Regions from separate parts of the Homo sapiens genome. Here region 1 is linked to region 2. A link is a contact called in ENCODE Hi-C or POLR2A ChIA-PET data. All regions are on one chromosome and are shown on one strand. The core of a region is the stretch at or near the end of the contact, and the rest is flanking DNA. Distances in the headings are between cores, read along the strand shown.

What was found. A loop is a pair of places that touch in the nucleus more often than their neighbours do. ChIA-PET counts read pairs that join two places held with the same protein, here RNA polymerase II (POLR2A). Pooled maps may share reads with other maps.
Region 1: a map of naive thymus-derived CD4-positive, alpha-beta T cell shows a loop between it and region 2 (21-fold over the local background). The contact joins the promoter of TTLL4 here to the promoter of SPAG16 in region 2. A Hi-C loop is called at or near these places in 1 of 168 maps with a recorded cell type or tissue (naive thymus-derived CD4-positive, alpha-beta T cell) and 3 of 50 pooled maps. POLR2A ChIA-PET finds 5 or more read pairs at or near these places in 1 of 52 experiments (OCI-LY7).

The regions. Positions count from the first base shown.
Region 1 is chr2:218,709,461-218,715,448 of GRCh38, forward strand. TTLL4 (tubulin tyrosine ligase like 4) reads left to right here and starts at 1,375. Exons shown (of 20, transcript NM_014640.5): 1 at 1,375-1,577. It overlaps LOC124907983 (a long non-coding RNA gene), which reads right to left and starts at 2,024. Exons shown (of 2, transcript XR_007088089.1): 1 at 1,760-2,024; 2 at 142-626. RefSeq lists an enhancer at 1,177-1,276 and silencers at 1,657-1,706, 1,717-1,766.
Region 2 is chr2:213,281,646-213,287,949 of GRCh38, forward strand. It overlaps SPAG16 (sperm associated antigen 16), which reads left to right and starts at 2,819. Exons shown (of 16, transcript NM_024532.5): 1 at 2,819-2,974. The coding sequence starts at 2,839. SPAG16-DT (SPAG16 divergent transcript) reads right to left here and starts at 2,564. Exons shown (of 3, transcript NR_161186.1): 1 at 2,388-2,564. RefSeq lists enhancers at 2,852-2,981, 3,022-3,071, 3,142-3,221.

The sequences.
Region 1 (5,988 bases), core at 125-2,624, 5.4 Mb after region 2:
AGCCACTGTACCTGGCCAACATTTGAATATATTTCTTAAATCTCTTATAATCTAAAACATCTCTCCTCATTTTTATACCCTAAAATTGTTGAAGGAAGAAGAGGTCATTTATTCTGTACATTGGCTCACATTCTGGATTTGTTTGATTGCTTTCTTGTAGTGTTATACAGTTGTTTCTCTTTATTTCTTGTTAACTGGAAATTACAGCCAAAACTTGATTAGAGTCACTCAACTTTTTTTTTTACAAAAATACGCTATACTTCATAAATATTTCTGTTCAATTGCATCACATCAAGAAACAATGCTCAGCTGTCCCATGTTTCGTGATCTAAGATTGATTAGTACATGTAGGTTATCTTCAGTGTACATCCTTCAGTGTAAAATTCTCCCATAAATTATCTAATACTTTTAGCATCCATCAACGACTGTTGACTAAATAAGTTATTTATTGAGATCCTTCCTCTGGTCCAGACTGTTTTCATCAGATTAGTTTTATCTTTGTCCCCTTTATTTCTGTAGCCAATTGCCTAGGAAAGATCCTTTCATCTTCCAGCTTTCTTAGATCTCCAAATCTCTCAGGTCTACGGACATCTGAGGCAGGAGCGCGATCTGGCTTGCCTGGGGAGCTAACGAGATAAGGAATTGAGTCAGTATTTCCTAACGTTCACACTTGAAGCCCATAAAGCAGGCAGGTGGTTTTAATTTTGCCCCGCTGGGTGGGTTGGGGTTAGGGAAGGATGGGTTAGAGGGAGGCAGAGTGAATCGGGCAATCTCCCCTTTCCTGCGGTCAAACTCAAAGGCTTTTTCTAGAAATCCTTCAACTGAGCCTGGGCCCTTTGATTTTCAATTGAGGCAAGGCCAAAGAGTCCAGGCCAGGCGTGGGGGCTCCCGTTGTAATCCCAGCGACCAGGAGGCTGATGCAGGAGGATCACTTGAGGCCAAGAGTTTAAGACCAGTCTGGGTAACATAGTGAGACCCTGTCCTGAGAAAAAAAATTTAAAAATAGCCCAGCATGGTGGCGTGCCTGTAGTCCCAGCTACTCGGAAGGCTGGGGGCGGGCGGATCGCTTGAGCAGGAGTTCAAGTTCGCAGTGAGCTATGATCACGTCGCTGCACTCCAGCCTGGGCGACAGAGCGAGATTCTGTCTCTAAAAAAGAAAACAGTCCATAGGGAGTAGGTGGAATTAGAGTAGAAAGAGAGAGTCCTGGATGCTCCGAATGGAGCCTTTCAGAGCTTTAACCACGGGACTACATCTCCCAGAATTCCGCTCGCCGGATCCCACCGCACTGAAGGGACTGCGCGTGCGCGAGTCAGGTGACGACCCGCCCCTACAGGCCCCAGAACCCCCGAGATTCCCCGCGCTTGCCTCCCGCCCTCTTCTTCCAGACTCTCGGTCTGTCCGCTGGGGGCGCGCGCGGTGTGTGGCAGGCGGCAGCGGCGCTGGCGGCCGAGTGCGCTTGTCACGCGTGGCGGTGCGTGGTTGCTAGGGGCGCCTGAGGCTGCCGGGTAGCCCAGCAGGCCGAGGGAGGAAGTAGCGTGGAGCCGGTGCCGAGCCGGGGCGAAGCTGGATCCCCTAGGTGAGTGCGGCTGCGGAGCCAGGGGAGCCGACCCCAGACACTCCGCCGGTCCCACGCTCCCGACCTCCCTCTACCTGAGTCCTTTCGCGCGGGTCCCCAGCCCTCCGGCCACTCTCACCCTAGCCCCGCTTCCTCCCGCCACCTCTCATCCCCCGGGAGGCCAGGGAGCCGCGGCCTCCTACCCGGCCGGGACTTCGCGCCTCCTCGGAGCCCTTCTCCTCTCCGCCACGCCCCGCGAACTTAGTCGGCCTCGCCTCCGGGTGCCCGAACACTGCCTCATCCCCTAGTTATGGCCTCCGAGCTTCCTCTGTCCTGCCGCGCTGAGGTTTAAATTCCCTCTGGGTGTGAGCCCAAGCTCCTCGCAGGCTCCAGGGCCGAATTTAACATGGATATCTGCTTTTTCACTTCTCCATCCTCAGTATCTGTAGAAGAATACGTTCCTAAACTCCACAGATTCAAACAGGATCTGAGATCCTGTGGAATTTAATTCTTCATTCATCAATTCCTTTATTTAATCATTCACTAAACAATTTTTAGTAAACATTGACAAATATTTAATGAGCCTGGGTACAATGGGAGGGATTGAGGGGATAGAGTGGCTAATAGGACAAGCATGTTTTCACGGAATTTACAGTCTAGGAGATTATTAATCAAGTAAACGAGCATTTGCCATACTGTGGTGTGTGCTGTGATAGAACAGGAAATACTTAATCCGGACTTACTTAGAAAACGACATTATTGCCATTCCTCCTGGTCTTCACATTCCCATTCTGGATCTCGGAAATATTTTAATCCTTCCTTGATGAAATCTTCTTTGCTTTCTCAGATACTACAAATCACCTATTCTTTAACTGCAGCACCTGTTGATTTAGCATTTGGGGGACCCTTTGGGACAGTGTTCCATCCCATCCTTCTGTTTCTTGCACTGAATACTGAGACACTGTTTGCATTTAAACCACCCACTTTGTGCTCAGAAAGTTAGCAGCTACTTATATTGGACTGAATCAATCCTTGAAAAATTATCAAGTGTTTTCTGCGAATAGAGAGGTGGGAGGACATTCCAGATACACAGTGGCTTTAGGAAAGGGACAGCAAGTCCTGAAAAGAGAACTGGAAACAGTTTGACAGACCTGGGCTAGATTTGGAGGGAGCCATCCAGTAACAAATAGAAAGAGTGAAGTTAATAGGGGTTAGATCACAAAGGGCCTTGGATGTTTTGCTGAGTTAGAACTATATCCCTGGAGCAGTGGTTTTCAAGCTGGAGTAATCAGGGTTGTAGACTTCCAAGGGATACACTTGCACGTCTAGCTTAACATGAATACATTTCCAGATCCTCAGCTTCCCAGTGAACTTTTTTTTTTTTTTTTGAGACAGAGTCTTGCTCCGTCACCCAGGCTGGAGTGCAATGGCACGATCTTGGCTCACTGCAACTTCCACCTCCTGGGTTCAAGCGATTCTCCTACCTCATTCTCCGGAGTAGCTGGGATTAGAGGCGCATGCTGCCACGCTCGGTTAATTTTTTGTATTTTTTAGTAGAGACGGGGTTTCACCATCTTGGCCAGGCTGGTCTCAAACTCCTGACCTCGTGATTCACCCGCCTCGGCCTCCCAAAATGTTGGGATTACAGGTGTGAGCCACCGCGCCCGGCCCCAATGAACTCTTTTTCTAAAACTTCCCTTACAAAAAAAGGGTAGGAGGCTGTGTGTGGCAAATCCCTCACACTTCCCAAATTTTAATATGGTGTATTGGCCTGAGTGTAAAAATGTCCTCAGATACAAATAAGGACTACTTTGGAAATATTTATTTTCAGGAACACCTCCTTTAGTGATTTAAGTTACCTCCCAACCCAGAAGGCTTGCCAATACACAATCCCATTCGTGTAAACTGTATTCTTTGTTAAGATATTCTGAAAAGAACACAACAGTTAAATGTAACGGGAATGTCTTTTGGGACAATGGAATTTTTAAGTTATTTGGATAAAACTTGCGTAAAATTTTTAAAGAGATTTCTTTTAGTTCAGGTGTGTGTTACTCAGTAAGATAGTTAATACCTATTTTAAGACTGGGTGTTGTGGCTCACACCTGTAAATCCAACACTTTGGGAGCCTGAGGCAGGCTGATCGCTTGAGACCCAGGAATTCGAGACCAGCCTGGGCAACATGGCGAAACCTCTTCTCTACAAAAAAAAATATGTAAAAATTAGCCAAGCATGGTAGCGTGCTCTTATAGTCCCAGCTATTTGTAGGCTGAGGTGGGAGGATGTATTGAGCCCAGGAGGTTATCCAGGCTGGAGTGCCATGGTGTGATCATAGCTCACTGTAAACTCCAACTCCTGGGTTCAAGCCATCCTCCTGTCTCACCCTCCTGAGTAGCTGAGACTACAGGCATGCGCCACCCATCTGGCTAATTTTTTAAAATTTTTAGTAGTGATGGGGGTCTCTCTATGTTGCCCAGGCTGGTCTCAAATTCCTGGGCCCAAGTGATCCTCCTGCCTCAGCTTCCCAAAGTGCTGGGATTACAGGAGTGAACTACTGTGTCTGGCCTAGACGTTACCTTATATGTAAGGAACACATAGTTTTAAAAATTCTTTCAGGGATACATTAGTAAAATCATGTAAAGAATATGTTCCAGGAAAACCACAGAAAGATAATTATCAGGAAAATCATGTCAGATTTGTATTTAAGATTACTGTAGTGTCAATATGTTGGTTGAATAGGAAGAATTTTAGACTGGAGGCAGGGAGCCAATGAGAAAACTATTATAGTGGCCTAGGCTAGAGATGATGAAGGCTTTATGTTTGCTCTAGTGGAAATGGAGAGGGTTTAGAGAGATGTTAACCATGGTAGTGTTGACAAAACCTGGTGGCAGAATAGAGGTAGAAGAATGGGACAAGGAGCAGTGTAGAATGATTGTAAGTTTCTGATTTCAGTGACCATGTGGGTGGTGATGCAGCAGCACATCCAGGTAGAAAGGCCCAGGAGTTCATTCTGTAGGTCTGGAGCTCACAAGAGAGGCCTGGGTGATGATAGAGTTGAGAATATAGGAGGTGGTTGAAGCCGTGACGTGGAAGGGATTGCTCTGGGAGAGAGGTAATAATGGCAGCTGCCACTTGTTGAGTGCTCACTGTGTGCCAGGCAAAGTGAGAAGTCTGAACTCAGAGCAACACCAGCATTGAAAGGATGGGTAGAGCAAAGAGGAAGGAAGAAGGGGACAGAGAGAATACATAACCAAATGCAGAAATGAATGTGTGAATAGGAAGTTGTCATTTGCTGAAAATCTGTATCTAGATGAAGCCTTAACTTCAGAATCCATCTGATACTCATGTTTTGGAGTTGGATTTAGCTTTCTCACTAGATTCCTTCTATGACCTTGGAATTGTCTGATCATAGTGTCTGAATTTTAGCCTGTGATCAGGTGCTTTGGTAAATCACCAAAAGTCAGTAAATTACAGAGAAAAGCTTTTCCTTTAATGCCTTTTACTTCTTACCTTTTCTTCTGGCAGAGTTGGGAACAAATACTGAGAGTGCTCGTTTCTCTTAGGCCTTACAATACAAAGGACCTTGTCCTTCGGAGCCCTCATAGATATGCTAGAGAAGCATAGTGCTTCTCTAGACCGGCAGTGCTCAGAGCTCAGAGTTTTTGGGCTCAGGATTTCTTTATGTACTTGAAAAAGCTCTTTGGAATCTTCAGTTAAAAAAAAAGGGATATATATATATATATTTCAATATTCAATTTTTTCTTTTTAAATTTTGTTTAGAGATGGGGTCTCACTATATTGCCCAGGCTGGTCTCGAACTCCTGGACTCAAACAGTCCTCCCGCCTCAACCTCCCAAAGTGCTTACAGGCTTGAGCCACTGCGCTTAGCCTATATTTTAATATTATATTAGGAACTGAAATATTCATTTAGAAGTAATAAGCCCATTACTAACATGAATAACATTTTTACGTATGTTACAATTTACATTAACTGTATGCTAACGTAAGTTAGTTAACACAAACAGCATTTCTAACCTAAGTTATGGTTAGCATAAGTTCACTTAATGTTTTCATTTAAAAAATGCTACTGTTTTAAAAATATTAGTGAGAAGAGTGGCATTGTTTTTTAGATCTCTTTAGTGTCTGACTTAATAGAAGACAGCTGGATTTTCATATGTTTCTCCAGTCTATTGTGATAGTTGTTTTGATTGAATAATGAAAATCCAGCTGCACACAGATGGCTGGAAAAGGATGAAGTATTTCAGTAGTCTTCTCAGATAGTTGTGGGTATTGGTACTATGCAAAACAAAGCATGATTTTGTAAAGGCTAGTTACAGTGTGGAATCTGAAATGATATCAGTGAACATTTCATACTTTGTTATGTTAAAATCCATGGATCTGTCTCACTTTGACTGGGTCTTAGATCCATACATGA
Region 2 (6,304 bases), core at 1,569-4,068:
CATATTTCGTTCTTTTTCTTTCTTTCTTTCTTTTTTTTTTTTGAGATGGAGTCTTGCTCTGTTGTCCAGGCTGGAGTGCAGTGGCGTGATCTCAGCTCACTGCAACCTCTGCCTCCCGGGTTGCAGTGATTCTCCTGCCTCAGCCTCCTGAGTAGCTGGGACTACAGGCATGTGCCACCACACCCGGCTAATTTTTTGTATTTTTCGTAGAGATGGGGTTTCACTATGTTATCAAGGATGGTCTCGATCTCCTGACCTTGTGATCCGTCTGCCTTGGCCTCCTAAAGTGCTGGGATTACAGGCGTGAGCCACCGTGCCTGGCTGAGTGCTGCATATTTCTAAAAATATTTAACTTTTATCTTAAGTTGTTTCTATATGTTTAAGTTTCTTCCAAATATAATATCTAATTTAAGCTTGCATATTCATTCAATATTTTAAGCACATTTTATTAACGATTATTTACTGAAAACATTTGATATACCAGACATGGTTATAAGTGCTTTCTACATATTTCGTTTAGTCTTCATACTTTAGTAAGGTAGGTACTAAAATCTCCGGTTTACAGAACAGGAAACTAAGGCTCAGAGAACTTAATTAAGGTCATACAGAAGAGGCAGGAGACAAACATCTGTAGAAGATCACACACTACATCTAAAAAGTCAGAAATAGATGAGCCATTGTAACGAACAAAAACAAATAAAAGTAAACAGTAATCGCTCTGAGAGACCATCCTTCATGTCTTTTGTGTTCCTACATGTCTTGCTGGATATGCCAAAAATGTAAGGCCTTGACCACTCCTTACCCAGGTCATTTGTTAAGGCTGGATTTATAGGAAACAACCTTGAGAGATAAGGTAATGCCTTCTTCTGAAATAAAGAGAAAGCTTTCTGTAAAAGCAGTGGATTCTCCAATGTCAGAATTCTTCTGTATTTTCAGCCTCCTGTAATTGTTCCTTGCATTTAATGAGTACTCAGGAAATGTCTGATGTGAGAAGTCAAGGACAAAGAGTAGGGTAGTAAAAGAATAGGTACCAGGAATGAATTACCCGACTATTATATCTGTGACCCTTGATTATTCTAAAAAATAAAACAATATCAAACACATTTAATAGAAATAACAGCTAACATTTCTTAGTGTCTTCTATGTTCCCAGTAAGTTCTTAATGCTTTTTGTTGCTTTACCCCTTGCAACAGCACTTTGAGGTAGGTAATATTGTTGTCTTTGTTCTACAAATGATGAAACTGGGGCCTAGAGGCATTAAGTAGTAGTTTGCCCAATGTGTCATAGCTAGTAAGTGATGGAAGCAGGCTCTGAAAGCTGTCTCTCTGGCTCTGACACACGTACTCTCAAACACCTCCTTAGGAAGTTACTGCTACCTTTTGGTAATAAATGGGAGCTTTTATAGGATCACTGGCTTCCAGTTTTCACCAAGAAATGTAGAATGAAAAATAATACCATTTGCCCTAGCAATCCCATTACTGGGTATATACCCAAAGAAACAGAAATTGTTCTACCATAAAAACACATGTACATGCGTGTTCATTGATATTCATGATAAAGACATGGATTCAACCTAAATGCCCATCAACGGACTGGATAAAGAAAATGTGGTACACATATACCATGGAATACTATGCAGCCACAGAAGAATGAGATCATGTCCTCTCAGGGACATGAATGCAGCTGGAGGCCATTATCCTTAGCAAACTAATGCAGGAACAGAAAACCAAATACTGCATGTTCTTAGTTGTAAGTGGGAGCTAAATAATGAGAACAAATGGACACAAAGAAGGAACAACAGACACTGGGGCCTACTTGAGGAGGAGAGTGGGAGGAGGGAGAAGATCAGAAAAAATAACTATTGGGTACTACACTTAGTACCTGGGTGACGAAATAAGTTATATACCAAACCCCTGCGACATGAGCTTACCTGCACTTGTACCCCTGAACCTAAAATAAAAGTTAAGGGAAAAAAAAATATTTGCAAAGAAAAGGGCCTTGAATTTGCTTCTGATACATACGCGATATAACCTGAGGAAGATCCTCTCAGCAATAAGACTATACATGATGGGGCAAGTGTCAACTGCATACATTTGTCAGGACCAAATTTGTAGCTCATAATTTTTATGCAACTGTTTTTACCTTGGCGAGAATCAATGCTACAAATACTATTCCAAGTCTTAGTATATGGAACCAAACTCAAAACAGATGTCCAGCTAAATGCATTAAAGATCACAAGAAAGGAATTGACAAAGCTGAACACCATAGTTCTTCATTGCTAAGCATCTGAGGAGCGTCTGGTAGCTCCCCTGGGTCAGTCTTTCTATTATGATTTCTAGAACTTTATTTTTTCATTTTTTAAAAAATTCCAGGTGTTGAGAACTCACCTTTTCTAGTAGTTTTCCCTGGGAACACTTGGGGATCTACAAACATCTGAAATTGGAGGATGCTAATGGGCAAGAATCAAGAGAAAGGTAATTCAGAGACGACAACGAAGTGGGAAAGAAATTACAGGGTCAAAGCGAAAGAAAACCAAGCTGCTTGGGTAGGAAGGTGCAATGCAAGCCAATTGTTTACTGTATCTTGTCCGCTCCCAGAGCTGCGCCCGAGCTCTCGCGTTAACTAGGCAACATCGTTGCCACGGTAACTGGGAGGCGCGGGAGGGCGACAGCTCCCTGGACTCCCGGTAACCCTTACGTGCCCGGGGCTGGTCCGTGGGGCGGGGTGAGAGATGCCGGAATCTCGCGAGAGCTCCCGGGGGCCGTTGGGTAGCGTCTTCGCTGTTGCCCTTAGGGACGGCTGTGGGCCTGCTGGGGGTGGGGGCCCGAAGCGCCAGAGATGGCTGCTCAGCGAGGGATGCCCAGCTCCGCCGTGAGGGTCCTGGAAGAGGCGTTGGGCATGGGTTTGACGGCAGCCGGGGACGCGAGGGACACGGCGGACGCGGTGGCGGCTGAGGGCGCCTACTACCTGGAACGTATCCTTCCCGTGGAGGCGCGGCCCGCTGCGCTGGCGGGTAATGGGTGTTGGGACGAAGGCGAGGGCCTCCCACTGGCGGCGCCTTTTGAGCCTTGGGGCCACTCCGGAGGAGCCTCTGTTGGACTTCAAGGTGCTGTTTTTGCCACCACAGTCTTCCTGAGAGCCACTCACTGAATTTCTCGCCCTTAGTAGCCCAGGGTGTCCTGTACCTGTTAGAAGAGTTGGGAGACCTTCCAAGGCCTCATACTTAGTAACCACTCAGTACATTTTGGATGGAGGGTTGCTTTTTATGTTAAGACAGCACAACAAATTGCTTCAACCCTCCTTTCAAATAATGGGTTTCCTAAATAAGCCCTCAATCTTTCAGAAAGCCGTCCCAATAAATTCAACGGAGGAACGTTAGGAGACTAGGGAAAGACCTCTGCCATTGGACTTTAAGGAGCTGAAGCTCAGAATACCCAACCCACGATCCTGTTCGATGGTCCAGTTAATGCTTAAATGCTTAGTTTTGATAGCATTATCTTCCTGAGTAGTTCCAAGTTTGACTACTTAATAATAAATACTAATAGTATAGTTGCTTTTTTTTCTTGAGCAAATAAATAATGATCTGGTGAGCTACACAGCTCAGAGATATTAGGAATAAAGCAGATGGTGATTAGCGATTTTTATCGGAAGTACCAGAAAAATTGAATAACAATGTGTGGATAATTAGGTCCACTATTTCTTGTGTAAGGCTTTAGAACTTCTTTCCTCTAGTTATATAGATTAATTCCTACTAGGGAGACGGGGAGGGTTCATGAGAAAAAGACATGTAACTCCTTTATTCAGGGAGGTAAGAAAGAGATGATTATCTGTTCAGTTCTTAAAGATACCAAGGAAACTCCAAAATCTGCCAAATCTTATTTGTTTGTCCAACTGTAATCCTCTCCAGGTTTAATTCAAGATTTCAGAAATCCAGCAATGATTCATTTCGTGAGCTTTGACAAGCCGATTAACCTGTCCTGACTCAGGCTCAGTACACATCCACACTACAGAGAGCTTTGAAGAATTTAGCTGAAAGATTAAAGAAAATATGTAGTATTTTATTGGGTGCAAAAACGACTTTTACAGGAATAGAAATTTGAATCGCTTGAAATGAATTTGAAAGAAATATATGGGTGCTTTAGTGTCATAAATGAGGTTTTATACTGTTTTCGTAGATGTAACAGGCAGTCTTTTCCAGTGATATTCCTCTTTAACAACGATTTTCATAATTCTTCCTAAGCTTATCTATATCCAGTGCCCTTGCTACTGAATGGTAACCAGGCATCTTGTAATTTTGTTTGCATTAAAATTATTTCCGTGAACACATAGTTTAATTGTTAACATGAGATTGACACAATGAGGTAACTTTTTGCAAACATCTTTGTGAAATAAATGGTAGGAGTCTAACATAACACAACTTTCAGCAATGAAAATCAGGTTTACTTAATGTGCAGGGAGATCACTGAGTCACACCTGCCAAGATGTAGCAGTTTGCAAACCTGTCTTACAAAGACTTTTTCAAATAATCACACTTATTTGAACTTTAACACATATAAGCAACTGTAACTTTTTAGGATTTTACTAACCGTTGTGTGAATTATCCAACCCATTTGCTTTTCTTCTTTCTTTGGTTGACTGACTGCTATTTTGTATTTTAACCAAATGGTAGTCAGGGGATACACAGTTAAACATTTAACCAGTTTATTTTGCTATATTCCATGCTGAGGGAAGAGGTTTAGTCATTTCAACTCTCAGTTGAAATGAAGTTTGAGGATTACTTGTGAATACCAATTATTCCTGTATCCCTGGGCACTCTTCACATGGTTAATTAAGAGTTGCCTGTGTAATGTTGTTTGACATTGTTTCTTAAGGCAATTATGATAGTTGCCAAAGTGAGACTTCCTTTGGTTTAAAGTCTTTGCTTTCAGGTAATTTAATTGAGCTATCATGGTGGGTAAATAAAAGTTATAATATGCACAGATGAATCAGAAATCTGATGTCCTCTGCTTCGCACATATACTCAATCACTTCTAATCTACTGCATTTGGCCTGGATTTCCCTTATTTATCACTCAACAGATGCTCCTAGTACATTAGACAATGAGCTATCAATATCGAGCAAGACTTTGAAAGAAGTTGACTTGAATTCTTTAGGAAATCTCCCACTTTTCTGCTTTTAAATACTCAATTATGAAGAGTATGAATAGACTAATGTCCAAACCAGAAACAGCCAGGATCCATCTTGTGGGGGACATTAATGAAGGTCCCATGTCCTTTATAATGGTTTACACACTGGGTTCAGGAAAAAGAGTTCTTACCCTGCAACACCCTTTCCCTGTAATCTCCTAGCTGTAACAGTGCCACCTATTTCTCTTCTAAGGAACCCAGAATATCATTGCTTTTATGTTTTAGACTTCAACAAGGTGAGATACAAATATACATTGTTCTTAGCTATTGTCAGAACACTAAGAAATTGAGTTATGGAGTATATGAATCCTCTCTAGAACCCATCATTAGAAAAATACTTGCAGCATTATAAACTATAAGGTGAGATTTTAGCTATGTGATAGATATGTAAAGGGTCAAGTAGGTATCTCCAGAACCTAGAAAGAAGGTTGATTGTCTTTTGTGAATGAATGAATCCCTTATTAGAAATCAACACAACTTGGGTGAGGTTTTCAACTGTAGTAGTGAGGAAGGGCTGCCTATTAATGTATGGCTGCAGACATTTGGGACTGCCTAGTTCCAATTGGAAGGCCAGCATGAATTTGTACTAAGAAAGCTAAGGGTTAATTGACTTTGTTGTTCCTTGTCTAAAGAGACTTTGTTCAAGGAATAGTAAATGAATACATGGACCCTAGGAAAGTGGAGCTTCAAGGTATTGTTTTTGTTACATACCTCCCTCAATATGGACATCTGGCTCCTCTAGCTTTTGATTATTTCCTCTCTCTGGGCATTCTAATACTAAGGATTTGGCTTTTTAGATGGTAGGTGTAAGTTTACTGGCCAATGAAAAAGGCTCCCCAACCCCCAGCAGCAATTTCTGAGAGTTCAGTAAGTTTAAGCCAGTTCTGTGAAGCTAATCAGCTCTGAATGGAGTCCCAAAGTCAACTCTTTCTGAAACTCCAAAATTAAGGACTCTAGACCCTGAAATATGAGGATCACACTAGACTGATGCCCTTATCTGAGATACTGAGGACTGTAATTGAAGTAGCAAGCCTGTAGATAAATATCTTAACTTCTACCATGCTACCTTTAAAAAAAATTATTATTTTTTTAGAGATGAGGTATTGCTCTGCTACCCA